Linked DNA regions of Homo sapiens: region 2 is linked to region 1. The links are chromatin loops, found by intact Hi-C in ENCODE. Cell type or tissue: A673. All regions are shown on one strand. Links, peaks and the distances in the headings refer to the core of each region. The heading gives the core; the rest is flanking DNA. Region 1 has its middle 73 kb from the start of MIR4771-2. Region 2 overlaps ACOXL (acyl-CoA oxidase like).

What was found. Peaks named below come from ENCODE experiments on the same cell type or tissue, not always from the same donor. Only the 100,000 strongest peaks of a DNase experiment are listed, where the experiment ranks them.
Region 2: a loop joins it to region 1, with 17 times the contacts of the local background. A loop is called at or near these places in 13 of 110 quality-filtered maps.

Annotation. Positions count from the first base shown.
Region 1 is chr2:111,690,527-111,706,354 of GRCh38, forward strand. No RefSeq gene overlaps it. Among named protein-coding and RNA genes, the nearest start is that of MIR4771-2, 73 kb to the right of the region's middle. RefSeq lists enhancers at 11,582-12,367, 14,724-15,509, 15,510-15,828 and a silencer at 15,346-15,640. In A673, for the core only: CTCF peaks have their summits at 8,789 and 11,817; DNase peaks (open chromatin) are centred at 8,645, 8,755 and 11,775; H3K4me3 peaks cover 420 bases; H3K27ac peaks cover 1,852 bases.
Region 2 is chr2:110,805,056-110,820,883 of GRCh38, forward strand. ACOXL (acyl-CoA oxidase like) reads left to right here. Exons shown (of 18, transcript NM_001142807.4): 9 at 208-340. Among named protein-coding and RNA genes, the nearest start is that of ACOXL, 80 kb to the left of the region's middle. RefSeq lists an enhancer at 7,856-8,356. In A673, for the core only: a CTCF peak has its summit at 6,880 (motif pointing right); a DNase peak (open chromatin) is centred at 6,886.

The DNA of each region.
Region 1 (15,828 bases), core at 4,923-12,922:
TGCCATTCTCAGCAACTTCCCTACCTGGCTAAGGTCAAACACTACACCCATAGCCCAGTGACAGAGCCTGGATTTGGCAGCAACCAGTATACCCCTAGTTCTTCTCTCACCTACTGGGTAGAAGCCCCACTGCCCAGTACAGGAGTCAATGGGCCCAGATTCAAGTCTCAGTTCTCCCTTTGCCAGCCAGGTGGCCCCAAACTGAGTCCTCACACTTAGCTTCCATTTCCTGAGAGAACAGCAGTATCTTCCCCATAGGATTCGGTTAGGAGCTGCATGGGGTAAAGCAGTGGTCCCGGGGTCAATGTTAAGAGAAAGAGGTCTCTCCCTTACCAATGATGACCATCCCACTGCTGTGATGTCTGAATTCCACTGTCTTACAGTAGGTTTGGTGTAGCTCTGAGCTCAGGGGCAAGGTGAACCCCTTCCTTTACCTTCTATTCCAAATAACATCTCATCTTGAGGGTCCCTGGTCCAACTTAGAGGCATCCTAACACCCTGCTGGGGTAACACTGGAAGATTTGGCAAGCTTGTCACCCTCACAGTTTCACAAGTATGTGACTCCTCCCTGGGATTCTGCAGCGCTTGCCTGTCCTCAAATCTTCGTTTATAACATTCTCCCACCATGACACTGAGCTCTGCAAGAGAAGGGGCTAAGTCTCGTTACCTTCTGTCTTCCCAGAGCCATCTACACAGTAGGTGTTTAACAAGTGTTGGTTGGATGAATGGATGGTTGAATGGACAGACAGATGAAGGGATGGATAAATGGTAGATGGATGGACAAACAGTGAATAGTTAGATGGATGGACGGATGGATGGATGGATCGATGGACAGATGGATGGATGGATGGATGGATGGATGGATGGATGGATGGATGGACAGATGGACAGATGAATGGATGGATGGATGGTTGGTCGCTAGCTGCAAATACAGCCCAGGTGGGAAGCTACATGCAGGTGAGCATGGTTTCAAAGTGGCTCTCTCTGTTCCCAGGGAAAGAAAGCATCTCTCCTCTCCTGCCTGAGGCCCCCTCTCCCAGGCTCTCCAAAGCAGCTGAGCCAGGAGAAGCTGGTGGTAGTTTGGGTTCATCACAACATCTCAAATCATTTTTCAAACTCTTGGCCCAGCCCCTCAAACTCTTTGCCAAGCACTTTTGTCTTCGGTTTATACACTCTGGGGAAATGTTATCTGAATGTTTCCAATTCATTTATGCTCAGCTCATCAAAATGCCATTTTATAAGAGCTGTCTAAACTCCAAAAGGTCTGGGAAACTTTCCCTTCCTATATTTATATGTGGAGAGCAGCCTGGTTTCTCCTGTTAAATGGAGGCCCTGCTGTGCCACCAGGCCCCACTCACTCTGCTTGCGCCTGGCTGCCCCATGACAACCTGGGGTAACTAAAGCACAGACACAACTCAGGCCATTTCAGGGCAGGAGGGCAGACTGGACACCACCCAGTCCACCTCACCTCCACACCCAACAAAGTCCTCTTGGACCCAGGGAGGAGACTAGGATGCCCAGTGCAAACGTTTTCAGAAAGAATCCTCCTGAGGTCACTGTCCTTAAGCACAAGTGAAGAGCTCAGAATTCTCAGGATCTTCAGGTAAGGAGGGACACACTCACCACATAGAGGCTTAGGGAGTCTCAGCTTCCTCATCCATTTCTTGCTGACAGGGCTTATGAGGTTTTAAACTAGAGAGTACCCTTCAAGCACCCAAAGCCCTGCCAGAGCCAGAGTCCCCTTAAAGAGAGGTCAGGAAGTGCTGGTGGGGGCTGCCTCCTCACCACCTTCAGCTCATTCTGCAGTGCAACCTGGAGTCAGAAAGAGAGTAAATCAACAACACCTACTCTAGCACCCCCTCTCAGCTACTTAGGCTGTTGGCCTCCACCTTCATCCACTCCCGTCTGCAACTCCCTAAAGTGGAGATGGCTTCCTCACCCCACTCACTTCTCCTAAGCCCAGTTCAAGCTTCTCCTGCTGGAGGGTGGAGGAAGAACACCAGAAATCAGAACAAAGCAAAAATCAATAAAACTGAAAACAGAAAAATTAATACAGAAAATCAGTGAAACAAAAAGCTGGTTCTTTGAAAAGATCAATGAAATTGACAAATCTCAAGCAAGAAAAAAGAAAGGGAAAACACAAATCACCAACATCACAAATGAAATCGGAGATAAAGCCATAGCTATTGTAAACACTGCACAGATAATAAAGAAATACTACAAACAACACTACATGCATAAATTTGACAACTTCAGTGAAATAACCCAATTCCTTGAAAAGTACCAACTACCACAACTCACCAAGATGAAATAGAGACTATCAATAGCCCTGAAACTAATAAATAACTAATAATTTTTAAACTGTCTTAAAAAAACTCCAGGCCTAGATGGTTTCACAGAAGGAAATTCTAACAAATATGTTTAAAACACCAATTTTATGCAATTTCTTCCAGAAAATAAAAGAAAGGAATACTTCTCAATTTATTTTATGAATCTAGTATCACCTGATAATAAAACCAAAGACAGTACAAAAAAAACTTAGAAACCAATACCTTTCATTAAGTATAGATGCTAAAATTCTTAACAAAATATTAATAAATAAAATTTAGTAATATATAAAAAGAATTATACCACATGACCAAGTGGGGTTTATTTCAGGGGTGCAAGGTTGGTGCAATACTTGAAAGTCAATCAATGTAATTCACCATCAACAGGAGAAAGAACACAAATCACATGATCATATCAACTGATGTGGAGAAAACATTTGACAGAATTCAATACCCATTCATGACAAAATCTCTCAGAAAACTAGGAATAGATGAGAATATCAACTTGATAAACAACATCCACAAAAACGATGGCTAACACCAAACTTGATGAAAGTGAATGTTTTCCACCTAAGAACAAGGTAAGGATGTCTGCTGTCATGCTATTATCAACTTAGTACTGAAAGTTTTAGTAGCACCATAGGCAAAAAAAAAAAAGTAAATAAAAGGAAAAGGCGTACAGATCAGAAAGAAAAAAAGTAAAGCGTTGCTCTTTGCAGATGACATGATGATGTCCATGGAAAACGCTATGAAATCTACCAAAAAATTAAAACTCCTAGATCCAAAAAATAGTGATGAAAGAAATCAAAGAACTAAACAAATAGATATACTATGTTCATGAATTGTAATAAACAACATAGTAAAGTTGCCAATTCTCCCAGATAGATGTACAGGTTTAAATAATTTCTATTGAAATCCTAGAAAGATATTTTTAAATATAAATAAGGTTATTCTACGACTTATATGGAAAATCAAATAAACTAGAATAGCTAAAACAATTTCAAAAAATAAAATGGGAGGAGTCCCTTGGCCCAATTTTAAGAGTTATTGTATAGTTCAGTAATGAAGACTGTGTGATATTGGCAGGAAAATAAATGCACAGACCAATGAAACAGAAGAGAAAGCCAACTGATTTTTGATAATGGTTCAAAAGCAATTCTATGGAAGAAGAGTAGTCTTTTCAATAAATGATGCTGGAGTAAGGGGATGTTCAATGGCAAAAGGAAGGAAGGAAGAGGGAAGGAAGGAAGGAAGGAAGGAAAGAAGGAAGGAAGGAAAATTTTTTACTTACACCTCATTTTTTACACAAAAATTAACTCAAAAAGAGATCATATATTTGAATATAAAATGTAAACTATGGGCCAGGCATGGTGGCTCATGCCTGTAATCCCAGCACTTTGGGAGGCTGAGGTAGGTGGATTCCCTGAGGTCAGGAGTTCAAGACCAGCCTGGCCAACATGGCAACACCCCATCTCTACTAAAAATACAAAAATTAGCCAGGTGTGATGGTGTGTGACTGTAGTCCCAGCTACTCTACTCAGGAGGCTGAGGCAGGAAAATTGCTTGAACTCGAGAGCCAGAGGTTGCAGTGAGCAGAGATCGTGCCACTGCACTCCAACCTGGGTAACAGAGCGAGACTCCATCTCAAAAAAATAAATAAATAAAAAATAAAATAAAATAAATAAAATGTAAATTATGAAACCTTTAGAAGAATACCTGGGGGAGATCTTCAGAACACAGGGCTTGGTAAACAGTCCTTAAACTTGATACCAAAGCATAACCCATAAAGGAAAATAAATGACAAATCAGACTTTATCAAAGTTAAAGCTATTGCTCTGTGAAAGACCTTGGTAAAAAGATGAAAAGACAAACCACAGTCTATGTATTAGTGCTCCGTTGCTTCCATAACAAATTACCACAAATTTGGCAGCTTGAAACACCCATTTATTATCTCACATTTCTGTAAGTCAGAAATCTGGCAGGCTCAACTGGTTTCTTTGTTCCTAATCTCCCATAGCAGGAAGGTTGTGTGCCTTTCTGGGGGCTCTGGTGATTAATACACTTTCAGGCTTATTCTGGTTGTTGGCAGAGTTCAGTTCCACGCAGTCATAGGATTGAGGTTCCCATTTTCCTACTGGCTGGCAGCCCAGGTTTATTCTGAGCTTCTAGGCTCTTCCCGCATTCCTTGGCTCCTGCCTTACTTCCTCCATCTTGAAGTCATCAGTGGTGGGTTGAGTCCTTTCTCACTCTTGGAATTACTCTGACCTCCTCTTCTGCCTCATCTCTTCTGTTTTCCTCATTCAGATAATTCAAGAAAATCTTCCTATTTTGAAGTCAGCTGCTTAGTAACCTTAATTGCATCTGAAAATCCCTCACAGCAGTAGATCCGTGTTTGACTGAATAGGGGATAAGGTTCTTGGGGAACATTTAAAAGTTAATCCTATCACAGACTTGGAGAAATAATTTGCAAACCATATTTGTGACAAAGAGCTTATATCTAAAATATATTTTTTAACTCTTGAAAAACAGGAAAAAATTCAATTAAAAAATGGGCAAAGAGTTGACTGCAGGACAGTTTACAAATGCCAAATAAGCACACGAAAACATGTTCCGCATTACAAGTTGATATAGTTTAGATATTTGTACCCTCGAAATCTCATGTTGAAATGCAATTCCTGATGGAGGTAGGGCCTGGTGGGAGGTTTTGGGTCATGGTGGCAGATCCCTCATAAACGGCTGGGTGATGGGTGAGTTCTTGCTCTGTGAGTTCACACAACAGCTGGTTGTTTAAAAGAGCCTGGCATCTCTCTTGCTTCCTCTCTTGCCATGTGACACACTAGCTCCCTTTTCACTTTCTGCCACGGCTAAAAGCTTCCTAAAGCCTCACCAGAAGAAAATGCCGCACCATACCTCCTGTACAGCCTGCAGAACTGTGAGCCAAAATAAACCTCTTTTCTTTACAAATTACCCATCCTCAGGTAGTCCTTTATAGCAATGCAAACTAACTAACACACAAGCCATCAGGGAAATGCACATTAAAACCAATGATGATGTGATATCACGACGTACCTATTAGAACCTCTAAAATAAAAGTAGTAACAATGGCAAATGCTGATAAAGATGTGGAGAAACTGGGTCTCTCCCACATTGCCAGTAGGAACATAAAAATCTACAGCCACTCTGGGGAATAGTTTGGCAGTTTCTTAAAAAGCTAAACATACCCTTACCTTATAACACAGTAATTGCAATTCTGGGTATTTATCCCAGAGAAATAAAAACTTATGTCTGCACAAAAACCTTTATACAAATATTCATTGTTACTTTATTTATAATAATAGCCAAAAACTGGAAACAACCAAAATATCCTTCAATGAGTGAATAGTTGAGCAAACTGTAGTATATCCATGCCATGGATGTATTAGTCAGGGTTCTCTAGAGAAACAGAACCAATAGGTGTGCATCTGCATGCATGTGCGAGCGTGTGTGTGTGTGTGTAAAGAGAGAGAGAGATTTATTTTAAGAATTGCCTCACATGATTATGGAGGCTGGCAAGCCCAAAATCTGCAAGGTAGGCTGCCAGGCTGGAATGAGTTGAGGTTGCAGCTCAAGTCTCAAAGCAGTCAGCTGGCAGAATTCCCTCTTCCTTGGGTAACATCAGTCTTTGTTCTATTAAGGCCTTCAAATGATTGGATGAGGCCCACCCACATTATAGAGAATAGTCTGCTTTACTCAAAGTCTACCGATGTAAATGTTAATCTCATCTTAAAAATACTTTCACAGAGACCGGGCGCAGTGGCTCACGCCTGTAATCCCAGCACTTTGGGAGGCCGATGTGGGTGGATCACGAGGTCAGGAGATTAAGACCATCCTGACTAAAGTGGTGAAACCCCGTCTCTATTAAAAAATACAAAAAATTAGGCAGGCGTGGGCTGGGCACGGTGGCTGACGCCTGTAATTCCAGCACTTTGGGAGGCCGAGGTGGGCGGATCACAAGGTCAGGAGATCAAGACCATCCTAACACGGTGAAACCCCGTCTCTACTAAAAATACAAAAAATTAGCCTGGCGCAGTGGCGGGCGCGTGTAGTCCCAGCTACCTCAGGAAGCTGAGGCAGGAGAATGGTGTGAACCCCGGAGGCAGAGCTTGCAATGAGCCGAGATTGCGCCACTGCACTCCAGCCTGGGCAACAGAGCGAGACTCTGTCTCAAAAAAAAAAAAAAAAATACTTTCACAGAAACATCCAGAATAACGCATGACCAAATATCTGGGTACCATGACCTAGCCAAGTTGGCACATAAAATTAATGACCACCATGGCGTACTACTCAGCAACAAAAAAGAATGGACTATTGATATATGCCACAACTTGGATGGGTCTCTAGGGAATCCTGCTGAGTGAAAAAAAACAAAAAAACAAAAAACCCAGTCTCCAGCTGGGCATGGTGGCTCACACCTGTAATTCAAGCACTTTGGGAGGCCAAGGCCGGCAGATCACTTGAGGCCAGGAGTTTGAGACCAGCCTGGCCAACATGATGAAACCCCATCTCTACTGAAAATACTATATAAAAATTAGCCAAGAGTGGTGGCACATGCCTGTAATCCCAGCTACTTGAGAGACTGAGGCACGAGAGTTGCTTTAACCCAGGAGGCAGAGGTTGCAGTGAGTCAAGATCACGCCACTGCACTCCAGCCTGGGCAACAGAGCCAGACTCTGTCTCAAATAAATAAATTAATTAAATAAAATCCAGCCTCAAAAGGTCATATATTGTGTGATTCCATTTATATAACATTTCTAAAATATAGACACGGAGAACAGATTAGTGGTTACGGGGGTTGGGGACGATGGGGGCGGAGGGGGTGTGACTGCGGAGGGGAAGCGCAGTGTCCCTTTGTGGCGACGAATCAGTTCTGTGTCCTGATTGTGGTAGTGGTTTCAGTGCTCTCCACATGTAATAAAATGTCATAAAACTATACACACACAATATACCAATGCCAGGTTCCTGGTTTGGGTACTGTACTATAATTATATAAGATATAACCAATGGGGGAACCTGGGTGGAGGGTACCCAGGACCTCTCTGTACTATGTTTACAACTTCATATGAGTCTATAATTATTTCAAAGTAAAAATTTAAAAAAACAAGAAGATACATAGCAGAGAGTCAATATACACATTTTCAACAATAAACATGTAGACCTCCTGAAAAAAACAAGCTTTTTTTTTTCCTTTTCCTCTTAACAAGGATGTGCACAACTTTTCCCTTGGAAGGAACTTAGACACACACCAATTAACCCCGTGATGCCTGTCAGTAATGTTGGAGGAAGAGAGACAGGGCCTCTCAGGTGCAAGAATTAGGATGTCCCCAGCCTGAATGCCAAGAAACTCCTGTGGCAGCCAAGCCCCCAGGGTGTCAGACCCCTGAAGGGAAGTCTGAGCTCCTCTTTCTTTCCTTAAGTGATCCTGGGAGAGGTCACAGGGCAGCAGGGCCGGGAAAATGGCACGTGGAAAGCGGTCACTTCAGAACCAGAAGGTGTTCTTTTCCATCTCATCACCTTCTTAAGACAAACCACTTTCCCTCCTTTTCAGTTCTATCTGAACCAACAGCTACAAATAAATAAACACCACTGTTTGCAAAGGCCACAGAGATTAATATTATTATTAATATTAATAGTATTAATGGAGTCTAATCATAGTAAATACATAGAGATGAAAGATCTTTCCCAAAGCAAGTTATTGATAACTATTAGGGTTGACAACTGAAAGATACATTTGCAATTTATTTTTGAAGCCACATAGATTCATTTCAGCCGACCCTCTAGTTATGGGACTAGACCACATTCAAGTTGCCTTTCAAATAGTACTGTAAAATTAAAATTTAAAAAGCATGTAGACGTGACTTTAAGGGACACTCAAGGAACTACCAAACAAGAGCTCGGCAGCCAACACCCTTTAGTGAAAAGGGTAGGACAGTTTGGGGTTGGCACCTGGGAAAATGGTCCACATGATGACCTTTGCAGGGGTGCTGCCCTGTCCTGTTCCCAGCAGCCTCGCCCCCTTTCTTGCCCGGCTCGCTCCTCCTCCTCCTCTGACCCTGTCAGTCAGGCGTTAACTGACCTTCCCAGGGCTGGGCACCTTCTATAGGAGCTTCCTCCCCTTCTCCCCGTCCATGGGAATGAGTCAGCAGGGTTTGGTTGGCTCCACTTCCTGCCTGTGGTTATTATAGCTGACTCATCAGACCATCCTGGGTACACAGTTCAGAGTCTTGATGCAATTCACTTCACGTTAGATCATATTTCTCTCCGTCATTAAATATTCTTGGAAAACATGATTTTCAATGGCTGCAAATATTGCCAGGACCATCTGCTTGCTGAATGCTGGTGTGCGAGCTGGCAGAACCTCCATGTGCTCCAGGTCTCTGATCCATACGTGGAGAACGCACACCCACATGTGGCCATTTGCTGGTATTCCGTCACTCACTAAGTCCCCAGCAGAGCTACTGCTCTGAGTCTAAGCATCTAAGTATCAAAACATGATACACACACACACACACACACACACACACACAGCCCTAAAACAAATGTTACTGTGATCCTGAAGCCACTTGTTTAAAGAAGTTTACTTTCTTTTCCACCTGAACAGTGATAGACAGCCAGTGTGCAAGTTCAAGGAGATAATATTAAAGAATTATTGGATCATAGATGTTTTGAAATAATTATGCTCACCACACATAAGATTCATTCAATAGGCATTACATGCCCAAAACACATAACAATCTAAAGGCTTTAAAATAAGGCAGTTTAGGCCAGGTGAGGTGGCTCACACCTGTAATCCCAGCACTTTGGGAGTCCGAGGTGGGTGGATCACAAGGTCAGGAGATCAAGACCATCCTGGCTAATATGGTGCCTGTAGTCCCAGCTACTTGGGAGGCTGAGGCAGGAGAATTGCTTGAACTTGGGAGGCGGAAGTTGCAGTGAGCTGAGATTGCGCCACTGTACTCCAGCCTGGGTGACAGAGCAAGACTACATCTCAAAATAATAATAATAATAATAATAAATAAAAAAATAAACAGAATAAGTCAGTTTTCTACCTATCTGAATAGATACTGTAATGTTAAAATTATCACCACAAAGTTCCTCACCTTTTAGGAACTCGAGCTGGTAAGGGTGAGGTGGACTTTTATAAACCCTCAGGACAGTGGCTGGGCGGAGACTTTCTTCACACAGTCCATCTTCTGGACTAAAGAAGAGAGGCCGGGCGCGGTGGCTCACGCCTGTAATCCCAGCACTTTGGGAGGCCAAGGCAGGTGGATCACCTGAGGTCAAGAGTTCAAGACCAGCCTGACCAACATGGTGAAACCCCATCTCTACTAAAAATACAAAAAAGTTAGCTGGCCATGGTGGTGGACACCTGTAGTCCCAGCTACTTGGGAGACGGAGGCAGAAGAATGGCGTGAACCCAGGAGGCAGAGGTTGCAGTGAGCAGAGATCAAGCCACTGCACTCCAGCCTGGGCGACAGAGTAAGACTCCATCTCAAAAAAAAAAAAAAAAAAAAAAGGAGAAGAAGAGAAAGGACACACTATTCCTCCTAGAGCATGCATTAATGATTATGAGAAAGCCAGACAAGAATAATAATATTCTTGTTTGTTAAGCATGTACTAGGTCCCAGGCACTACACAAAGCACTTTTACAGAAAGCTATCATCCCCGCTTTGTGGTAGTATTTTTGGCCCAAAATGGCAAGGAAATAGCTACTTCACTGCATAATGCAAGAGCTCAGATTCAAGAGTACAGAAGAGCCCGTGGAGCTGGCCAACCACATGGAGGTGCCCAAGCCCCCTGCCCTCCATGTGGGTGTTTCCTGGTCAAAGGCATGAGAAATCTGCAACTGTTTCCATTACTGGTTGTTCATGGGAGCTTTCCTGCCAGGTTTTGCTTTATTTATTTATTTATTTTGAGATGGAGTCTTACTCTGTTGCCCAGACTGGAGTGCAGTGGTGTGATCTTGGCTCACTGCAACCTCTGCCACCCGGGTTCAAGGCATTCTCCCACCTCAGCCTCCCGAGTAGGTGGGATTACGGGTGCCTGCCACGATGCCTGGCTAATTTTTGTATTTTCAGCAGAGACAGGGTTTCACCATGTTGGCCAGGCTGGTCTCAAACTCCTGACCTCAAGTGATCTGCACACCTCAGCCTCCTAAAGTGCTGGGATTACAGGTGTAAGCCACCGCACCTGGCCTAGGTTTTGCCCTTCTCAACCATGTGTCTACCAGTAAGCCTGGGCAGATGAAAGAGGAAGCATTACAGTTTCCTTCTCCCTGACTGGTCTATGGCAGATTGTGTTTCCAAAGGTAGCCTCAGAATACCTCCCATCCCACATGCTATTCTAGAAACTCATCTTCCTCCACCAAGAGCTAGAATCTAATTCCCTATGTCTTGAATCTGGAAAGGTTTGGGACTTGCCTGCAACCAAAAGAATGTAGCCAGTGTTTCACATGACTTCCAAGGTTGGGTCATAAAATGAGATGCAGTCTCCACCTTGGTATTTGCAATCTTGAGCCCCAAGTAAGAAATCTGACACCCACTCCTGCCCTGAGGCTACAGTGCTGAGAGAAGGCCCAGGCCACACGCAGGTGTGCTGGCAGCCTGCTCCAACCGAAGTCCCAGCTGATAACTGGCATGAAGTGCCATAAGTGCAAGGGAGCCTTGGAGGACTCCAGGCCTCAGCCTTTGCACCTCACCTGACACTTTGCGCCTCACCAGCTGAGGTCCTGGACACCATGGAGCAGAGACTGGCCAATGAGATCAGTGCAACTCGTAAAATGTGACTGCAATAAGGACATGGATGATACTCATGAATGAGTGGAGACACTTCTAAGAGTATTTCTGATTAGCCAGAGCTCAAGAAAACTTACATTTCCCTGAAATCTTACAACTCATGTGAGAGAACACTTGATGAACATAAGGACTAGATAACCCCAAACTTGGAAAGCTCACCGCTCTGTGGAAAAGCTGGATTCTAGAACTTGGTTGGTCCCAGAGGGCGAACTGGAGGCTCCTAGCATCACCCTCAAGTCTTGGGCTCGGAACTGCCAAAGGGGAGAATTGAGTCTGCCAAGTCCCGTTTGGAAGGTTACGCCCCGGCCCAAAGGTCCAGCAGACGGCAGGCAAGAAATGGGCTGTCAAAAGAGACTGGTTCTGCCACAGATGTCCTTTTCCCTCAGAAAGAAAACAGAGAAGGGCCCTGGCACTTCTTCCCGGTGGTGAGATGCGTGGTGGGTGAGAGAGAAGAGAGGAGGAGAGAGAGAGAGAGAGGGAGAGAGTTCATGACAGCAACATGGTGGCCATGGTCGCTCATAAGTTGAGCCAACATGCATCAGGCCCTCAACAGTCTCTCTGGTCAGACAAAACACAGCACCTCCCTGGGGGCAAGTCAGAAAATTGGGTGCAGAAAAACAAAGTGTTCAGCCCAACACTGCCCCTCCGTGGTAGGGGAGAGGAAATTCCCTTCACAGGAACTGAGAACAAGGAAAGACAATTCCCCACCCACACCAGATGAAAGGTGCGGTCGGTCCACCTTCTCTCCCAGGCCCTTGTGTTAGAGCAGTTTTCACAGCTCCCTCTCTGTGTGAGCACAAAGGAAGGGAGGCCCCAAGAATGAAGAACCCCTCCCACGTGTCCACAGCTGGTGGACTCCTGATGGCTGCGGGGAGAGACACTCAGCTTCAGCCCACGACTTCTCGCTCCCTCCGGAAGGCAGACTTGGAGGACAGGCCAGGCCAGGCTCCCCTCCCCGGACCACATGCATCTTCGCACAGAGCGAGATCATGTTCTGGTGAAGTGCGGACTGTGGAGGAAGGAAAGGTCAGGGTCATTCGATGTTGGGAGAGAGAAAAAGGGACTCAGTGTCCATCTCCAGGAAGTGAGAGGACAATGGAGCACAGGCAGTAAAGCATGGTCCTGGTTTCCAAGGAAGTCGGTAAACAGAGGAGGAGGGGCACCAGACTGCTCTGTGGGGTCTCCCCTCCTCCTGATCTCTCTTCTAGGCACCAACCCGCCACACTTTGTGCCCAAGTCTGATAGATGGGAAGATCGACCTGGGCAGGTAAGTGGCAGACATGCTGGGGTGACTGTATTCCTGGAGCCACTGCCAGATGGATAAACAAAAACCAAGGACTGGATTTTAAACATAAAAGAGCTGGCAGGGCGCAGTGGCTCACACCTGTAATCCCAACACTTTGGGAGGCTGAGGTGAGCGAATTGCTTGAGCCCAGGAATTCGAGACCAGCCTGGGCAACATGGCAAGACCCTGTCTCTACAAAAAAATACAAAAATTCACCGGGTGTGGTGGTGCACATCTGTAGTCCCAGCTACTCGGGAGGCTGAGGTGGGAGGATCGCTTGAACCTGGGAGACCGAGGCTGCAGTGAGCTATGATCACACCACACTGCACTCTAGCCCAGGCCACAGAGTGAGACCCTGTCTCAAAAAAAAAAAAAGAAAGAAAGAAAGAGAAAAGAGTAAATGCTTCTCTTCTGTTGGTAGTTCCTGAATGCCCCTGTCATCCCCATCTCCACTTCCCTAAGAACCTTCAGGCTCCGGGAAGCTTGACAGCAGCTCCTGTCACGATGCCTCATTTCATCCACTACCAGCCACAGATACATCCCTGTGAACCTGGCACAGTTTCCTGTATACGGTAGGCACTCAATTCATGCTAGTCAAATCAACAAACCTTAGGAGTGGCCTGTGTGGATTTTAGGACCCTTGTCCCCCTCTAATCCTGGATTCTCATTGTCCCTGCACAGACAACAAATGCCTCCTAGGCATTCAGAGGCTGAGCAGAGCCAACTCTGCCTCGGTGAGTAGTGAGCGTGGCCAGCAGGGCAGACATCCACCAGCCATCCTCACTCAGGCCCTTGGAAGCCTGTGGGCTCCCGGCACCTTCCCTGTGCCAGGAGCCCTGAGCCCTGGGCTTCCCCAGCCAGACAATAAGCCACCCTTGTCTCTTCACCATGGGCCTCTGCAAAGCACAGGCACTCCCCAAGTGTGGGAATTGCAGAGATGGAAGGAGTCTCTCATTTGCCTCAAGGGCAGTTGCGACTGGCGTGCGGCCTGTCCTGATGAAGTTTCACCCTTCTGGCGAGGACATGCTGGTGAGGACATCAATTTAGCCACAAGCCAACTTGCTTGGTCATTTATGACAGCTGGCTTTGCCCAGATGGCTCAGGGCTCACCTGCAGCCACTGTTAGGGGACCTACAAGGCACCAGCTTCAACTTCCCTTCACACAGGCAATTCACACCTCAGGGAGGCCCAGGGAAGGGCCCACGAACACCCTATCTGATATACATAAGGAATCGGAGGTGAGGATGTCTCCTGAAGTGACGGGTGATGCACTCTCAGGCTTTCCACCCTGGACTGCCTCTTCTTCAAAAAGAATAAAACAGATTAATCCAACAGATGAACTGTCTGCTGGGATCTGGGCATGTCCACAGTACTGGGGACACAGCAAGATACAGAGCAAAGTCTGCCTGCAGCGACTGCACTCGCCCACCTTTGCAACTGGTGCCTCCTGGAGAGCAGTTGGTTGCAGTGAGGTGCTGACCACCTCCCTCAGAAATGACTTCAGCAACAATCACCCCGAGTGTCTGACTCACCGGCTGCTCTGGTTCTTCCCTGCCAGCCGCAGTGGCACAGCAAGGCAGCAAATCTTTGGAGCTCTCGGCCATACAGGACAGAGCACAAGTACCCCATGATTTCCAGGAATTCCCACAGCCTTGGGGTCTGGTTTGGTGAAAGGGGATGGGGAAGGCTATGCCCTGAGCAATCACTATTCGGCATTACAGTCACCTGTGCTCCAAGCTGCAGAATACAGCCCCACTCCTGTTTTTGTTTTTTCTTTTAAAAAACACTTTGTTTTTCTCCACCCAATTTTCTTTTTAAAAATTTTTTTAAAGAAATTAAAAAAAAAAAAAAAAAAGAGCAGGCTGGGCGTGGTGGCTCATGTCTGTAATCCCAGCACTTTGGGAGGCCAAGGCAGGAGGATCACTTGAGCCAAGGAGTCAGAGATCAGCCTGGGCAACATAGTGTGACCCCATCTCTACAAAAAACTGAAAAATTAGCCGGCACATGCCTGTCGTTTCAGCTACTTGGGAGGCTGAGGTGGGAGAATCGCTTGAGCCCAGGAAGTCAATGCGGCGGTAAGTTGCTGCGTTCGTGCCGCTGCACTCCAGCCTGGGTGACAAGAGCAAGAAACTGTCTCAAAAAAAAGAGAAAAAAAAGAGTTCCTGGTCTGTTTTTCTGGCAGATCCCAGCCATGTCCAGGCCCAAGGCCCAGGACTCAAACTGGTGCCTCCATTTCCTTTGATCCCTGTGCAGAATTGCACAGACTTGCTTTGAGCCAGATTCCCATTTCTGATAGTCTTTGCAGAAAGCCTGAAACTCATCCTTTAAGGCCTAAGGACTTGAGGGAAGCCTTCAGCACCTGCAGCTGGGGAGGCAGGAGTTCTTGTCAGTCTCTTGGTACTGGTAACGGGCAGTGCACACGTTGACGTTAATGAGACTTAAAAAGCTGCAGCATCTGGCTGCCTGGCCAGGTGGAAAGAAAACCCACAGCAGCATGTGGACGAAGGCACTGCCTCTATTTCCCTCCAGAAAGCAACACAACTCAGGTGAGAGCTGCCGGCTCACCTGGCTACACATACAAAAGCAAAGCCAAGATCCAAGCACACACGCTTATTCCAAGGTGGAAGTTCATCTCCAAAGCTGTGCAGGAGGGTGCTAGGGGCTGGCGCAGTAAGTAAGCAATTCAAATTAATGAATTGGCTGATTGACTCCAAGTTCGATTTAAATTCACAACAACCAGGTTCTGTATTTGTGCTCAGGGATGCCCCATCCCTCTCACGGGACTGGCTTCCGGCTTCTTCCAGGGTTTGCTCCTTATTCCAGTTAGGTATTCAGTGTCGCCAAGCCAGGGCAGCCTCGTGACTACAGTGAGTTGCTAACAGCAGGGCAGCACTGTTTCAAACAGACACCCAAACACCTGTTTTTCTTGTTAAGTAAAAACAAGTTAATAGTCACAGCAAAACCATGAAAGAAAACCACAAGTGACCTAAGGATTTCTGACTCACCCCCAGCCTGGGTACTTTGTGATATTCCACCAAAAGCATCAGCCACCTGCAGCTGCCCTGAGAACTGCTGATCAGCAGTCCTTTTGTCTCTCCAAGTCAGGGTAATTACCCATGTGTGCCCTGCCCCCAGATGGCTCTTGCCTTCAGAAAAAAAGAACAGAGAAAAAAAAACGAAAACCACCTTCCCTCTAAGCCCAAGTGACTAAGAAAAGCTGGCAGGGACCCTCCCTCAGACCATAATGGTGGGAAACCTCTTGCAAAACAGTTTTCTCTGCAAGATAAACTGTCTGTTCCCAGCAGCCAAGTGCCACACCCGAGAGAGGGTGAGAGGTTTCCTTTAAGAAGCCTCCAGAAAACATCATGAACAGTTGCTCCCCTAT
Region 2 (15,828 bases), core at 2,706-10,705, 890 kb before region 1:
ACCACTACCTCCCATGAGTCAAGCCTTTCTCAGCATCTCTTGGAGAGGGACTCCCCCTGCCCTTATCGGCGCTCTGTCTCAAGGGGGAAGTTCCACGATGGGGAAATCCGAGTGCTTCCCTGTGTATGCACATGGGAGCCACCTGACTTCGTTTCTGGTGGTGCTATGTCCTGCTTTTTTGTGAAACCCCACCTCTCTTTTCCACAGGTTTGGTTCCGTGGCTCCAGATGGACAGTACCATTCGCCTATTAGGAACAAGAGTGCAAGATTCAATGCCATGCTGGCAGCACTGACCCCTTCGAGATTAGCTGTGGCTTTCCAAGCTATGGGTGCCATGAAGGTAATTGACTCTGATTTTAACTTAATTATCTACTGTGAATTCTCTCACGACTCAGGGATGAGTAACAATTCCAGGAGCTGAGCTTCTGGAGCCACAGTTGGTATAATATGGCCAGGGTTCCCGGTTAGATGCTGGGGAGTGCCAGGTGGCCATCCACAGGGAACTTTTCTCCACCCTTCTTAAGAGGGGCTCCCACCCATCTACATCCCAGATGTGTGCTGCTAATCGTGGGGGTGGAGCACAGGCATTGTGGTAAGAGAGCCAGGAGAGATGACCAGGGAGAACGGGATGTTCAGAGCAAACACATCTGCTGGAGAAGCAGCTAAGGGTTGGCCCATGTGGGCAAAGGTCGGCATGTCTTGGCTGAATTCACCTGGGAGTGTTGATCCTCATGTGTCTGTATAGGGTGTAACGTTCTCCATCACAGTCTGGAGGCCATGAGACCAGACCTCCAGGAGCCATCTCTGCCTCCCTGCCCTGCCTCTCCCGTGTATTGGTTGGACAGAGGAGCCTGGAGAGCAAAGCTCTGGAAGGGCCTCCTTCTCCCCAGGGCCCCAGTCTACTTTGTTCTCTGGGCCTTCTCTGTCTCTTTGCCTGAAGGAAAAGCCTGCTTTAAACTCCACTGAGCTTGGTGAAGCTAGAAGAAAAATTAAGTCTCCCCAGGAATATACATCTGGGGCTTGAGTCCAGCTTTTCCATGAAGAAGGAATAAATTTCATTCCCTTGACTCCAGGCCTGACATCAGTCCGGAGTCGTCTGAATAGCAGGAAAGCCCTGCTTTACTTGCTTCGGGGTCGGCCACGCTTCACAGATGGCCTGTCCTGACCCGGGCTTCCCCTTATGATGCTTCCTGTGAGGGGGCACAGCTGTGGCCATCAACACGCGTACGCGGCCTGGCCTCGTGCCCGCCCGTGCACCCCAGTTCCTGTGCTTGTTTTGTGGTGGTTCTTTCAGTGGGGCCGGGTGGGTGTTCAGGTCTGAAGTCCCAGGTCAGGAGGGGCTCAGGTCCCTTGGCTGAACTGTCTGATATTGAATGAGGCCCCAGAAAGCCTTGTGGTGAAGGCACCAGCACAGACAGCATCAGAGTGCCGAGGAAAACTGGTTCCTCAGGTCTGCAACAGAAGCCATTTCAGCCATCCTCAGGACTCCAGAGAGAGGCAAAAATAGAAAAGCCAGACGAGCCTAGGATTGCATGAAAGGGAAGATTGGTTAAACATCGGATGCAGGGTTAGCTGAAGCTGTGATAGCAGTCTCTGCACAATATCCCCTCTAATTGCAGTAGCCTGCAGACCATCCTGACTCAGGGGCCCTCTGAGGAGAGTGCTGGGCGCATATAAAAAACGCAAGGTGGTCAGCGGCCAGGCAGGCTCCTGGGAAACCTTGCACTCTTGCTGGTTTTGATGGGGTGATGATGTGTGAAGGACGTCCATGCCGCCAGCAGCCCTGCAGGCTCATTGGGGTCCACAGTGGGGTTGTGTGGGGCAAGGTGTGGGGTGGTGCAGACCAGACCAGGCAGAGGTGGGAGCCTTCCAGGAGGGCCTTGGTTTTAAATATCACCAGATCTGGAGCGGGGTGGGGGTGGTGTCCCAGGGAGAGGAGCCACAGTGGGTGATTCCTAAAAGGTTCCTGTTCTCCGTTCTACTGGATGTTATCATGGACCAGCCCCTGCCAGGCCCAGGAGGGTCTTGGGGGCCACATTCGCATCAGTTCCTTTATTGGTTGTCTCATGTGCAGACTTCATTCCCGGCAACACGGAGACGTGATCATGATCGTGGGCAGGAAAGCCCTGGGCTCAGCCCTCATCCTGCCCATGACCAGCACTGGGGCCGTGAACAGGCCATAGCGCTCTCTAGGGCTCAGTTTCTTCATGTGTGAAATGGGTCTTAGGATGGTGGTGAGCCATGAGTGAAGGGTGTGTGTGCAGCGCTGGCCCAGAGCGATGCTCCATAGCTGACAGCTGTTATTTGTGTGATGGTTGTTGTTGTTGTTTTTGTTGCTGCTGCTGCCGTTACTGGGAAGACAGGAGTTGGCTAAAGGAAAGGAAGACATGGGCATTCCCATGAAACAAATGCTGGGTACCCTCGCCTCCAAGTAACAAGGCAATGTGCAATGTTTTGCAGAGATGCATAGTGTCCTTTGAATTCCCAGGTGTCTGAAGCAAACCACAGTAACCCGGAGTTAGCACCTGCCCTGCCTATCCAGACCTTGCCAGGCAATGGGATTGTCAGGCAGTGGGAAGACCCCGCACAGAGCCAGCAGGGTCCAGGCACCCTGCCGGACAGTGACCCGGGCCGCTGTGATCTCATCTCCAGCGTCTCTGGTGAGGATGATCTCACCGGCCCTCTTGGCAGCTCTTCCTCTCCTATGGCTCAAACACATGACATATGTTTTCCCGGCTGAAACCTAAGATGGTCCTTCTCCTTCTGCTCTTGCTGATGAGTGGAAAAATGGATCCGTTTCTCCTACGTGCGTTCCTTGTGTATTAAAAAACTGTCACCGCAGCTCCCCACAGTGACATTCACTCAAGGCTGAGCGTGCCCGGTCATTTTAAACTTTGCCCAAATGTCATATTTTTCATGGTTCTCTTTCATTTCCATGGCATTCCTTGGAACTTTCAGGTTTTCTCTTAAAGCCTTGCCATATTGACCATCATCTAATTTGTGTCAGAAATGCCACACCAAATTAAGTGATTACCAAGAACACGAGGAGAAGGAAGCAAATGTGTTTGGGAGGGGAGGGAGTGGGGGCTTGGGAGACCTCTGCAGCCTGTGCTGGGAGGCTGGGAAACCTTTTCAGAAGGAGGAAGCTGGGCACCTGAAAGAGTGAGAAGTGTAAATGAGGTCTGGCCCATTCTCTTGGGTTGATTTTGCGCAGAGGTAAATATTTTAGCTAAGACAAGCTCATCTTGTAAATTAGGTGCTGCACAGTAGCTAGGTCCTACCCCCAGGATGTGTGATTCTGCAGCTCTGGGGTGGGGTGGAGAGTCTGCATTTCTGGGTTCCCGGGTGACACTGCTGCCATGGGCTCTGCTCCTTGAGACCCCTGCACAGAACACATGGATGTGGTTGTGAAATATCAGCACTGTCTCAGCCCCCTTGTCACTCCCTGGGTCCCCAGGATCAAGGCCCAAGTTCTGTTTCTGTATCCAGGATCCTTCATGACTCCTCACTGTACCCCCTCTCTCCACTGGGCCTCTGTCCCTCTGGCCTCATTTCTGTCTCTCCCCTGTGCCACTGTGGGAGGGGGCTTACATGTGCTACCATCCAGCTGGGGATGCCCCCCTTTTGCATGGGTTGTTTTCATGTACATTTCAGAGCTTGTATGACTGTCCCTTCTTCAGAAAGGCCTCAGCCTGCATGTGGTTCCTCTGACACCTGTTCCCAAGGCACTGGACTCCCCACTTGCAGCATGTATTACAACTCATGAGTGTAGCAACTCATGTGCAATAGGTGGGTTCTGTCTCCTTCACTAGCCTAAAAGCTCCACGCAGCTGGGGCCCTGCCAGCCTCATCCACTGCTGTGTGTTCAGCTTCACACACAGGGCTGGGCACATAGCAGACAAACAGCAAATAGGAGTGGAAAGAGTGAATGAGGTCTGAATCAGGATTCACATCCAAAGCCCCTGGCTTATCTCTTAGCAGAGGGAAGCCCTCAGTGCATGTTGGTTCTTGTGCTCCCACATACCAGCCCCCACTGCCGGGTCCATGTTGAGTGGGAAGGAGGATGTTGCTGCCTCTTTGATCTAACTCCACGTGGCCCTTCTGTCCAGAACCAGGAGTCTTCTTTCTTTCTTCCTCTCTGTCGCAGACACTGCTCCCCATAGTATGTGCTTCATGTGTACACACTCGTGCATTGTGCTGTAAGCAGGCACTGGGGTCGTGCTCACCTACACTTGGCAGTGTGGCCCTGGTGGTCTGGGAGTGTGCCCAGGGCTGGGGCTGCAGAGTCACATGCAGCAGCTGAGCTGCGGGGCTGCATGCTGAGTGCAACCAGCATTCTGGGCTGTTTTTTCAGGCACGTGGGTGCTGGGCGGCAGACAACTCAGCCAGTCCTGAGAGCCTGAACGATGATCTCCAAGTTGTACAGCGTGCCACATATGAGATGGGGGTAGCTTTTCCCAGCACCAGGAGCTTCAGGGAGAGCAAAGGGAAGAAACTGGCTTCAGGGGATTCTCAGAACCGGCGATAGACACACAATCTTTTCCTACGGTGTGCATTGTTGGGTATGAGTGAAGGGTCTCAGCAAGGCATGGGAGAGTCTCTCCCTGCTGTTGATGGGGGTTTGAAATGGGTTATTGCATCCTTGAGTAACCCTTTTGTGACCTTCTGACTGCAAGGGTTCATGGAAGACTTGAGCAATGAAGAGGAGGTTGAGGGCATCTGAGTCCCCTTGAGAGCCAGCCAGGGTTGGTCAGTGGCCAGTGTGGGCCCTTCTCACCGCACATGGAGTGGTGGTGTGGCTCTGTGGGCCTGTGCTGTGTTAGGTGAGCACAGCAGGCTGCATGCTGCCACTGCTGTGAGGTCTTGCTTGGGATTGCCCCTTCACCCAAGCTCTTCCACAGCTCCAGAGAGGTCCTGATGTCGATGTCCTCACCAGGGTGTCTGGCTCCTGGTCATCCGGCTCTCCACCACTCAGCCTGTCTGGTTCAGCTACTGGCTGGGGCTGGGGCAGATCAGCAGGTGTCAGAGTGTCACATTCTATCTGTCCTAATGGCCACAAACCAGGTGCCATGACACTTCCTCCTGAGCAGAAGGTTACTCAGCCTCCTCACATTAATAATCTCAATGTTTGTGGCTATTGCTGTAACACGATCAGGCCTTTGTCTGTTTTCTTTTTGCTTGGAGGTCATCTGCTTTTATTGTCTTCTGGAATCACTTTGTGTTCATCTATTCTTGTCACAGATTGATCTCATTTTGTATCATTACTAACACAATCTTTAATGGGCAGGGATTGTGTTTTTTTATTTAGTCCCTGCAAGGCCTAGTAGAGCCCTACATGTCATGGAAATCGTTTTACTCTTCTAACCTTCCTTCCATGTATTGCCTATTCATCCACCCACCTGTTCAACCACCTGTCCGTCTGTGTCCATCCACCTATCCACCCACTCACCCATTCACCCACCACCCATCCATCCACCCATCCATCATCCATTCATCATTCATCCATCATCTGTTCATCCATCCATCATTCATCATCCATGCATCATTCATCATCTGTTCATCCATCCATCATCCACCCATCCATCATCCATCCATCCATCCATCATCATTTATCCATCCAATAATCCATTCATCCCACCCATCCCACTACAAAGACTCTGAACACAAGAGTAATCAGCTCATGTATAATTTAGTAGTTAATGGGGAGTGTATTAGTCCATTCTCACACTGCTAATAAAGACATACCTGACACTGGTTAATTTATAAAGAAAAGATGTTTAATTGACTCAAACTTCAGCATGGCTGGGGAGGCCTTAGGAAACTTACAGTCATGGCAGAAGGGAAGCAAACACGTCCTTCTCCACATGGCAGCAGCAAGGAGAAGTGCTCAGCAAAAGGGGGAAAAGCCCCCTTATAAAACCATCAGATTTCATGAGACTCACCCACTATCACAAGAACAAGATGGGGGAAACTGCTCCAGTGATTTAATTATCTTCACCGGGTCCCTTCCATGACATGTGGAGATTATGGGAACTATGATTCAAGATGAGATTTGGGGGGAACACAGCCAAAGCGTATCAGGGAGTTATGGAATGTCCTAGAGAAAACCATTCGACTACCTGATGGACACCACACTTCACAGAAACTCCTCAGGCAGGAGTGTTCAAGGAAAGGACAGAGGCATTCACCATTCTCAGAGCCTGTCCTTCCTTCAGCAGCAAAGGGCAGAGTAAGGAGTGTCTCTGTAGGTCTTGCACGGTGGGGGGTCAGTGTGGGGACTGAGTTGAATGGGGTTGGTGGGAACGGAAACCCTCTGATGTTGAGCACAGTGGGACCTCTGCCTCCGCAGACAGTGTGGCATAACAGAGGGTGATGGAAGGGGAGGCTATGGGCTCTTTAAAGTAATGTCCTGAAAATGTGTGGTGCTCACAGGAGTGTGTTTCCCTGATATTAATAAGGCAAAGCTGACCGATGCTCATTCTGTTGACACTTTTGTGATGTGGTGGCCTTACTCATCTGCTCAGATGGAACATGGTGTTGGGGAGTTGAAAGCACAGCTCATCTGCTGCAGTTTTATGCCTTTTCAGGCACGTTGTATGTGCTTGGAGGAGGTGGGGTCACATTGCTCATCCTGTTCTGCTCAGACTGACGTTATCCTTTTTGTTTTTTTTGCATACACACACACACACACACACACACACACACACACACACACACACACACACACACACGCGGGGAGGAGAGAAGCAGGACCTACTTGGTTGCTGGGGAAGTCCAGTGGGATGAAGGCTTTAGCCTGAGTGATCCTCAGAGAGGCCATCTGTGAAATACACAGATTGTTTCCTGGTGTGGAGACTTCTTGGACTTGACCACCAGAGGGCAGAAAATACCAATAATGACTTGCAGGTTCTGTTTTCTTTGCGTTTATTTACTTTCGTATGTAAGAAGTGGGGAGGTTTTTGCTCTTGTCATCAGTTTATTTAGCTTCTCATCAGGCATCAGTGTTGATTTTTAAAAAGTGTCAACATAAGAAGAAGGATACATGAGCTGAGTAATTGTTGGACTCAAGACCAAGGTTGTAAATAGGATGTAGAGTTATTTTGACAACTCTTCAGGATATAATTTGACTCATAAACCTCTTTAAAAACATATGTTTGCAGCATTTTGGATGGGTATAAAATGGTTAAATAATGTTTTTTGGTTTTCTATAGCAGTTGTTTACATATTTAACAACCGAAATTTAAACATTTGTCCTTTTTGTAACCTTTTATTTTAGGTTGGGGAGTACATGAGAAGGTTTGTTACATAGGTAAACTCATGTTATGGTGGTTTGTTGTACAGATTATTTCATCACCCAAGTATTAAGCCCAGTACCCAATAGTTACCTTTTCTGCTCCTCTCCCTCCTCCCCACTCCCTCCTCAAGTAGACCCCACTGTCTGTTGTTTCCTTCTTTGTGTTCATAAGTTCTCATCCTTTAGCTCCCACTATAGGTGAGAACATGCCGTATTTGGTTTTCTGTTTCTGTGTTAGTTTGCTGAGGATAATGGCCTCCAGCTCCATTCATAAACATTTCTCCTTAAAAGATACATCTACTGCCCTTTTCCTCAAAGACCGAAGAGCTAGAGAGAAGTGCAGCCAGAGATAGTAAGTAGCACAGGACATGTGTATCTGAAATGGATATTTGAAAGAATTTCCATTTTGAATTTGCTTCGATTCCACGAAGACGTGTTGTACGCCTTCCTCTCAGCACTGTGAATCGTGCTAGGAGGTGACAGAGATGACCTGGAACAGGCGTGTGCCCTCTGGGGACTCATGGTGCATCCGGGTAGCTGAAACACTTGGTGCTGTGTGGAGCCTCTGTGGTTACACTGGCAGGAGGGACATGTGGCAGCGGGTACTGAGAGTAACATGCCATACAGAGACAGTTGTGGGGTTTTTATGGTCAGAGTCCAGTACATGTCCTTTATAGAAGCTTTTCCAAATGAGGCCTCTAGGTCTCTGGCACAAAGACCTAGGAGCTGACATCCAGCCCTTCCCCAATGAGTAGAGTATCTGCGTCACATTCACAGATGGGCAGCCAGAAAGCTCTTGGTAGGGTAAGGAGTTTCTCTCTGCTACAGGAGAGGAAAGTCCTTGGGCATCTCTCCCCATTTGATGTGGCCCATGAATGTTAGATGTTTGTGGCTGTGACATTTCAAGGAACAGAACTCCCTTTAAGTAAGTCATCAGAGGCTACACAGGCATTGTAGGAAACCCCAGCCTCCTCAAACCTTGGGTTGTGGCAGTGGCAGCTGTGAGGGGCAGTGTGATGCTGCCATAATTGTGACTGCTTCCCAGTGCTCCCAGCCAGGCCTCTGCTTGGGAGAGGCTTGCCTTCCTTGGCGCCAGCTGCCAGCTCATCTACTACCGGGAGAACGATGCCCAGGCTGCAGCTGTGAGGAGCTTCCCAGGCTTCACTCCATGGAAGTCCTTTTGGCCACCTCTGGGGAAAAGCATGACCTGTGCCACCTGGAAGGTCAGATATGGATGATTGACAACTGGCCTGCTGTCCCTAGGAGCTTTTCCACCTGAAACTTGATAGTCCATGTAGCATAGATGCTTGTACAGGTTACTGTCCTTTTCCCTCACTCCACAGCTCATTGCTCCATTCCTTTGTTCTATCCTGTAGTAGATTCCCATAGAGAAAGGCAACAACAGCTCAAGCCACAGTCAAATAGTAACTCACTTGTATTGAGTCCTTCCTGATCAGGGACAATTTTCTGAGCACCTCACATATAATTGTTTATTTCATCACCAGAGCAACCCTGTGAGCTGAGTGCTGTCCTGATTCCCATTTTCCACATGAGGAACCTGAGATGTAGGAAGATGTAACAGTTTGCCCAGAGCTTTCTGGGCCTTACACTCTGGTATTCCAGCACTGGGGTCCGGCCGTTACCCAATGCTGGAGTGGCTTTGTAGTCCTCAAGACAGATGTTCTTGGGATAAACTCTGCTCACTGGCGTTCCTGGAACACTTTATGCATGGTTGGATTTGCCTTGGTTAACCAAACCAAACCAAATATTTAAAAAATTTGGTGTCCACGTTGAAAATGTGGACATTTCACTCAGACTGGGATTTGGTAGATGTTAAATAGTTAGTGGCTGGGCCAGAATCCAGGCCTCCTTCTCCACTGTGACCTGAGGCCTGGTTTAATTTTTAGTGGCACTGCCGACTTTGCCTCACAGCTGTGTGTCACTGTGGTTCTGAGCTTTGTGTCCTGGGATCAGGAGTAAGAGGGGAAATGAGTTGATCCAGCCTTTTCATTGATGACTTTTTATGGGGAAAAGGGCCATTTAGAATGAACACTTATTAAGTGTGTCCAGTGGATTTTTTTTTTTTTAGCTTAGTTTAACGGAACAAGTTTGGATACCTTTGCCTACCATAATGAAATTTAGTAAGCCAAAAAAAGTTTACAATTCCTTAGATAAATTTTAAAAAGTGAACTGGGCCATTTAAATTTGCCACCACAAAACCCTTACAGGCTCTAAGAAGGGAAGCAAAATAATGGTTAGTAGAATATTTGTGGGTTATAACTTTATGTATTATTGTTATAAGTTTGTGTGTTATTAAGGCCAGGGCTACGAAGTATTGTTCACTGTAGAACTACATAGTATATGAGGATCATATTTCTTCTCTAGAAGTCTAATGTCAAAATATCTTTACAATTTGAACAACAATATTCCTAGCATCAAGGTCAAATGGAATCACTTTTCTTATACTCTATAAATTACTCAGAATTGTATCATGTTTTTATTTGCTTGATATTTTGATAATTGTAACTTTTTAAGGTTTTTAGTTTGTCCTGGAATTTCTAATTGCCTTTGTTTTTTTTCTTGTTAGGAGAAGAAACATATGCCTTCATCAATGTATTAGTTGGTTCTCATGTTGCTAATAAAGACATACCCGAGACTGGGTAATTTGTAAAGAAAGGTTTAATTAACTCACAGTTCTGCAGGGCTGGGGAGGCCTCAGAAAACTTACAATCATGGTGGAAGGGCGAGCAAATATGTCCTTCTTCATATGGTGGCAGCAAGGAGAAGTGCTGAGCAAAAGGGGTAAAAGCCCCTTATAAAACCATCAGATCTTGTGAGAACTCACTCACTATCATGAGAACAGCAACATGAGGGAAACTGCCCCCGTGATTCAATTACTTCCCAATGTGTCCCTCCTACAACACATGGAAATTATGGGAACTATAATTCAAGATGAGATTTGGGTGGAAACACAGCCAAACCATGTCAATCACTATAGTAGTAATATCTTCAAGCTTCTTGATCATTTTGTCTATTGTATGAAATCTATTTCATATTCTCCTTTGTTAATTTGTATTTTATTAATTTGGCCTCTATCTGATGCTTGTTGGTTTATTTCTCAATTTGTACAAAATCCAAGTGAGGTGCCTTGAAAACTTCAATACAGGGACCTTAGAAGGAGGGGATGTTTTTCATATTTAAAATGTATGTGCTGCCATGTCTGTAATAAGGAGCAAAGTCCCCTGCTTCTGTGAAGATATGTGGCTTTTCCAGATTATTACATGGTTTGCAGTGGGGAGAATGTTGCCTGCATCGTAGGGACTTCCCTCTGGATCAAGCTTGATCTGAGTTTGGAGAGGCAGGAACCGAAGGAGGTAAACTGAGGAGCAGGCATTCTCTGCCTACAAGGTTGGCCCTGAGTGGGGTGCCCAAGGGCTTCTGTGGAACTATATTTATTTGCCACTCAGCAAACTCAGGGGTAAGAAAGTCTTGCTTGGGGTGCCTCACCTGCAAGGCTGGTCACTAGGAATGTCAAGTCCAAGAGGACAGAACCTGTGTCTTCTTGGTCACCTCTGGATGAACAGGACCTGGTACTTAGTAAGCACTCAGTGAATGGACAGATGGATGATGGGTGAGTGGATGAATGGATGGAAAAATGCATGTATAGATGGATGAATAGATAGATTAATTGATGGATGGAGGGATGGATGGGTAGATGAATAGATGGATGAATGGATAGATGGGTGGGTAGATGAATGGATGGGTGGGTGGATGGATGAATGGATGGATAGACAGATGTATAAATGGATGCATGGATGGACGGATGGATGGATAGATGGATGAATGGATGGGTAGATGGATAAATGATGGATGGATGGATGGATGGATGGATGAATGGATGGATGAATGGATGTGTGGGTGGATGGATAGAGAGATAGATGAATAAATATAGTGGCAAAGGGGAAGGCTTATTTGGTAGAGAATAAGTCAGTCCAGATCACAGCTCTGTGGAGATTGGGTTTGGGTCATCTGGTGGCATTTAAATGTATTATTGGCCCTGGAATCATGAATTAAATCTTTAGAAAAAGAAAAACAAGCACTTTCTGTTTCTAATGTGTATATGGAGATCTTTTGGACTTGTGCACCCCAGGGTATTTTCAGCTGAGGCAGGTGTGTATCTGGGCAATGACTGTTTTGTTTTTATTTCCTGCAGTGCTTACTTGCTCCTTGGCTCACCCTTGCAGATTGCTCATGGCTGAGTCTCCTGGGTCTGATGACATTGTCAGTGTGACTGGAGTGCTATTCTAGGTGGATGATACACAGGTCCGGGGATGGTCTCCTGTTCTCTAAAGACAGCTGTGTAATAGGATTAAAGCTTCAGAGAGCAGCCGTGGCCTAAAGTATAGAGGAACTGGGTTAAGGGGAATTCTATCCGGGTGAGAGAAATGAATCTTTTACTCCAGCAATACAGACCTGGTTGCAGCTCCTCAAACAGGCCACCCTGGTCACCTCTGGACTCAGCACAGATTGGCCTCTCTGCCCGTGACTGTCCCTGTCTTCCTCTCTTGCTCACCCGTTGCCTGGGCATGGATGTGGCTTCCCTGGGAAAGCTTCCTGCCTTTGGGGCTGTTCTTAGTGCCTGGCTTATTCCAGCCCCAGGTGTTAACAGTCTGCCTACTTCTCCCTTAGCTACGAAAGGGCAGGAACTTCACACAGTGCGAGGCACACAGGGGGCCCTCAGTAGCTGTCTGCGAACTGAATTCAGCCCTGCACCCAGCCCATCACAAGCATCTTTGTTCTAAGGCGGTCCAGGAGGAGAGAAGGAGCTGCCACGTGCTGATGGTCTCCCGTGGGCTAGGCTCTTGAGATTCCATGTGTGTGTTCTCATTCAGTGCTCACAGCAACTCCACCAGGATTCCAGTTTCACAGCCAAGAAAACAGAGGCTCTGTGAGGGGAGGCAGCTTGGCGAGGCAATCACCTCATGTGGGGCAGTGCAGGGTTGTACACATCTGTGTCCCACTTGGATGACTTGAGGAATGACTTGAGGATTACGGAATGACTTGAGGGTCCCACAGAACCCTTCTTGCGAAAGACCCTTCATCTGGAGGCTGCACTGGAGAAGGGATGCTGGACATGTTGGAGCCTCAAAGTGCAGCATCTTCAGTTTCTTGAAACTTCTGTGCTTCTTGCTTGGGTAACTGTGCTTCCTCTGATCTTTGGGCCAACCTGGCCCATGAGAGATTCCAAGGATTTGAGCTGTCTCTAGGGTCATGGGGCAGCCTACATCTTGTGCTTGATTTTTCTCCAGGGATATCCTAGGTCAGGTAGTTAGGGTGATGGACATTGGCTCCAGAGTCAGCCTGATGAGTTGTGTTTTTCTAAATTAACTTTTATCTGGCAAGAGTGTTGCAGAATCAAGTTTTAAAAAATATTTGCATATCTCATTTCTTTGTCTAATTAGTGTTGTGAGAATGATGTCACAGTTTTCATGCTTGAATAAATAGCTGATGGTGTAAGGCACTAAGGGCTGGCTCACTGTGGCGCGTTCCCTTTCTTCTATTTGCCGTCTCGTCCAAGTTTTGTTTCAATCCATGCTCCTGACTTTTTTTTTTTTTTTTTTTTAGGGACTGATCTCATCAGCCAAATTATACCTTTTACTGCCATAAAATGCCTCCTTAATTTAGAGGATATGTTTGTCAATGTTGCAAGATAATTCCGAGCATCAAATCACTAGAGGTGCTGAGAGTACAAAAAGTATACTTGGCCGGGTGCAGTGGGTCATGCCTGTAATCCCAGCACTTTGGGAGGTCAAGTCGGGGGGATCACCTGAGGTGAGGAGTTTGAGACCAGCCTGGTCAACATGAAACCCCATCTCTACTAAAATTACAAAAATTAGCCTGGTGTGGTATGGCATGCGCCTATATTCCCAGCTATTTGGGAGGCTGAGGCAGGAGAATCACTTGAACCCGGGAGGCAGAGGTTGCAGTGAGCCGAGATCGCACCACTGCACTCCAGCCTGGTTGACAGAGTGAGACTCTGTCTCAAAAAAAAAAAAAAAACATATATATATATATGTGTGTGTGTGTGTGTGTGTGTGTGTGTATATATATATATATGTATATGTGTATGTGTGTATATATATGTGTATGTGTATATATATATGTGTATGTGTGTATATATATATGTGTATAAGTAGGTATATATATGTATGTGTATATATATGTATGTATATATATACTCTATGCCTATGCTCCATTTTAAAGTGGAATTTTAAAAAGACGGGGGATGGGGGAGATTTAGGTTAAATGTGACATGACCCCATTTTTACGTATGACCTTAGAAATCCTCTGGTTTATTCACTCCAGCTGGACTAAAGACATCTAAGCATTGGAGGGTGGAACATAGAAATTCCTTCCCTTGAGGGGTTTTCAGTCCTATTGGAAAAGCAGAGCGTAAACCTGAAATGATTTCAGGTGCTGATGTCAGCACCCTGGGAGCACACGGAAGCTCGTGATCAGCCAAAGCTGACCTGGCTGCGATGCTGAAGCTAGAATTGGCCTGTTGGGCAGGCACAAAGAGGACAGGCTGCATTCTGAGAAGTAATTTTCAGAACACTGGAGAGCATAGTTCTATTCAGCACCTAAGGTACTGTCCGTTTCTGGGCTTCATTTTAAAAGAGACACCCAGGCAAATGAAGCCAGTCTGGAGATGATCTCCAGGACAGTCAAGGGTTTTGACATGATGCCACGCTAAGAATTGCTGGAGCATGTGTGGATGTTTAGCTGGGAAAGAGACTCTGGGGAGGAGAGGCATAATAGCAAATGTCCAATAGATTGGTGCAGTTGAAAGCAGCTGGGAAGGTGGTTTGGACCAGATAATGAAGGGATTTGGTTGCCTTGCTAAAGATTCTGCAGTTTATTCTGTTGGCAATAGGGGGCTACTGGAGGCTTCTAAGGAAGAAGCAATGAGATTTACTCATGGTTCAGGAGCACCTTGGTTAAACATGGAGAACGCAGAGGAGGAACAGGTTTAGGGAAGGAAGTGTGGGTTTGCTGAGGTGTCAGGCAGGGTGGAGGCTCTGGGAGGCACTGACCGAAGTTGGGGGAGAAGGTGACATTGTGCAGGAACAGGGAGCTATGAGGGACTCTGGACAAAGCCTACATTTAAAGGATGAGCCCAAGAGGATTATGGGGAATGCAAGAGGTGGGTTGGAGAGGCAGGAGGACAACTAGGAGATCATAGCTTCATGGAAGCGAAGAGGAGGGAATTCAAGTTGGAATGCGTGGTTGGTAATCCTATAGAAATCATCCCCATTTTTTGAACAATCCTCATTTGTTGAGTGCTGGACATTATGCTAAGTGCTCTGTGCACATCATTTTCTTTAATTCTTATAGGACCTTCACAAGGTAGCCAATAACACTGATATTCTCTAGAGAAGGGGCTGAGGATAAGAGCATTAGGCATCTAGGAGACAGTGGAGGATAGAATGTGGGCTTTGGTTTGATATAGGCCAGCTCTCCCTGGCTCCACCTCTGCCTCACTTGGCTATGTGAACTTGTACAAATTACTTAACCTCTCCAGGGCCCAGCTTCTTGTTCTCTGAACTAAATACAACATCCCTGTCTCCTGAGGATGCTGATGGGATTCTGTGAGCTTGATATCATTGTAAGTAAAGTCCCTTGCACCGTGCCTGACACTCAGGGGCTCCTCCATAGACTTCCGTGTGGTCGTGGTTATTTCCCAACATTCCCTAGTCAGTAAGAGGCAGATCTGAGATCTGAACCCAGGTCCATGTGGGACCATAGCCTGTGCCTGGTGCTGTAACAAGGGAGGTTATGTGGGACAGGAGTTTGAGTGCTGTGGGGTTGAGGAATAGTGTTTTAGTGGGAGGAACAACAGGAGCACGTCTGAGCCCAGATGGGAAAGAGGAAGTGAGAGGGAGAGACCGATGCTGCTAGGGAGAGGAAGTTAACTGAAGAGAAGGTCACAGGTGGCATGTAGGATGTGACATTAAACATAGGTGGAGAATGACCCTGAAACCAAAGCAAGTATTTTTTCCTCACAGACAGGAGGGACAGAAAGTCTGAAGAGAGGAGGAGATACAGAGGAAATTTCAAGCAGGTGCAAGAAAGTTGAGGGTGCCCCAGCAGATGACTTCTGTTCTCTGAGGAATGCAGAGATAGGGTCAAGGTCTGAGGAGAGGGAGTGGGGGTGGGGCTGGACACTTAGGAAGAAGAGGCTCAATCTCCACAGCCACTGAGAGCGATAGACTGAGGAGGAGAGAGGACAGAAGAAGAAGGCTTGTGGAGACTGTTATACCTCTGGTCTTGAGTGGCGTACCTTGTTCTAATTTGTATTTGTGGCAGTGCCAGGCAAGGTGAAGATGTGGTTTGTACCGGGGGACAGAGGTAGGAAATTAGATGGTTGGGTTGGCCCAGATTTGGAAATTCACCAATTGGGTTGCAGAAGGACAGGATGTGGCAGTGAAGTGACAGCTTCAGGGAAAACTCTAATCAAAAAAGCTCAGGAGATG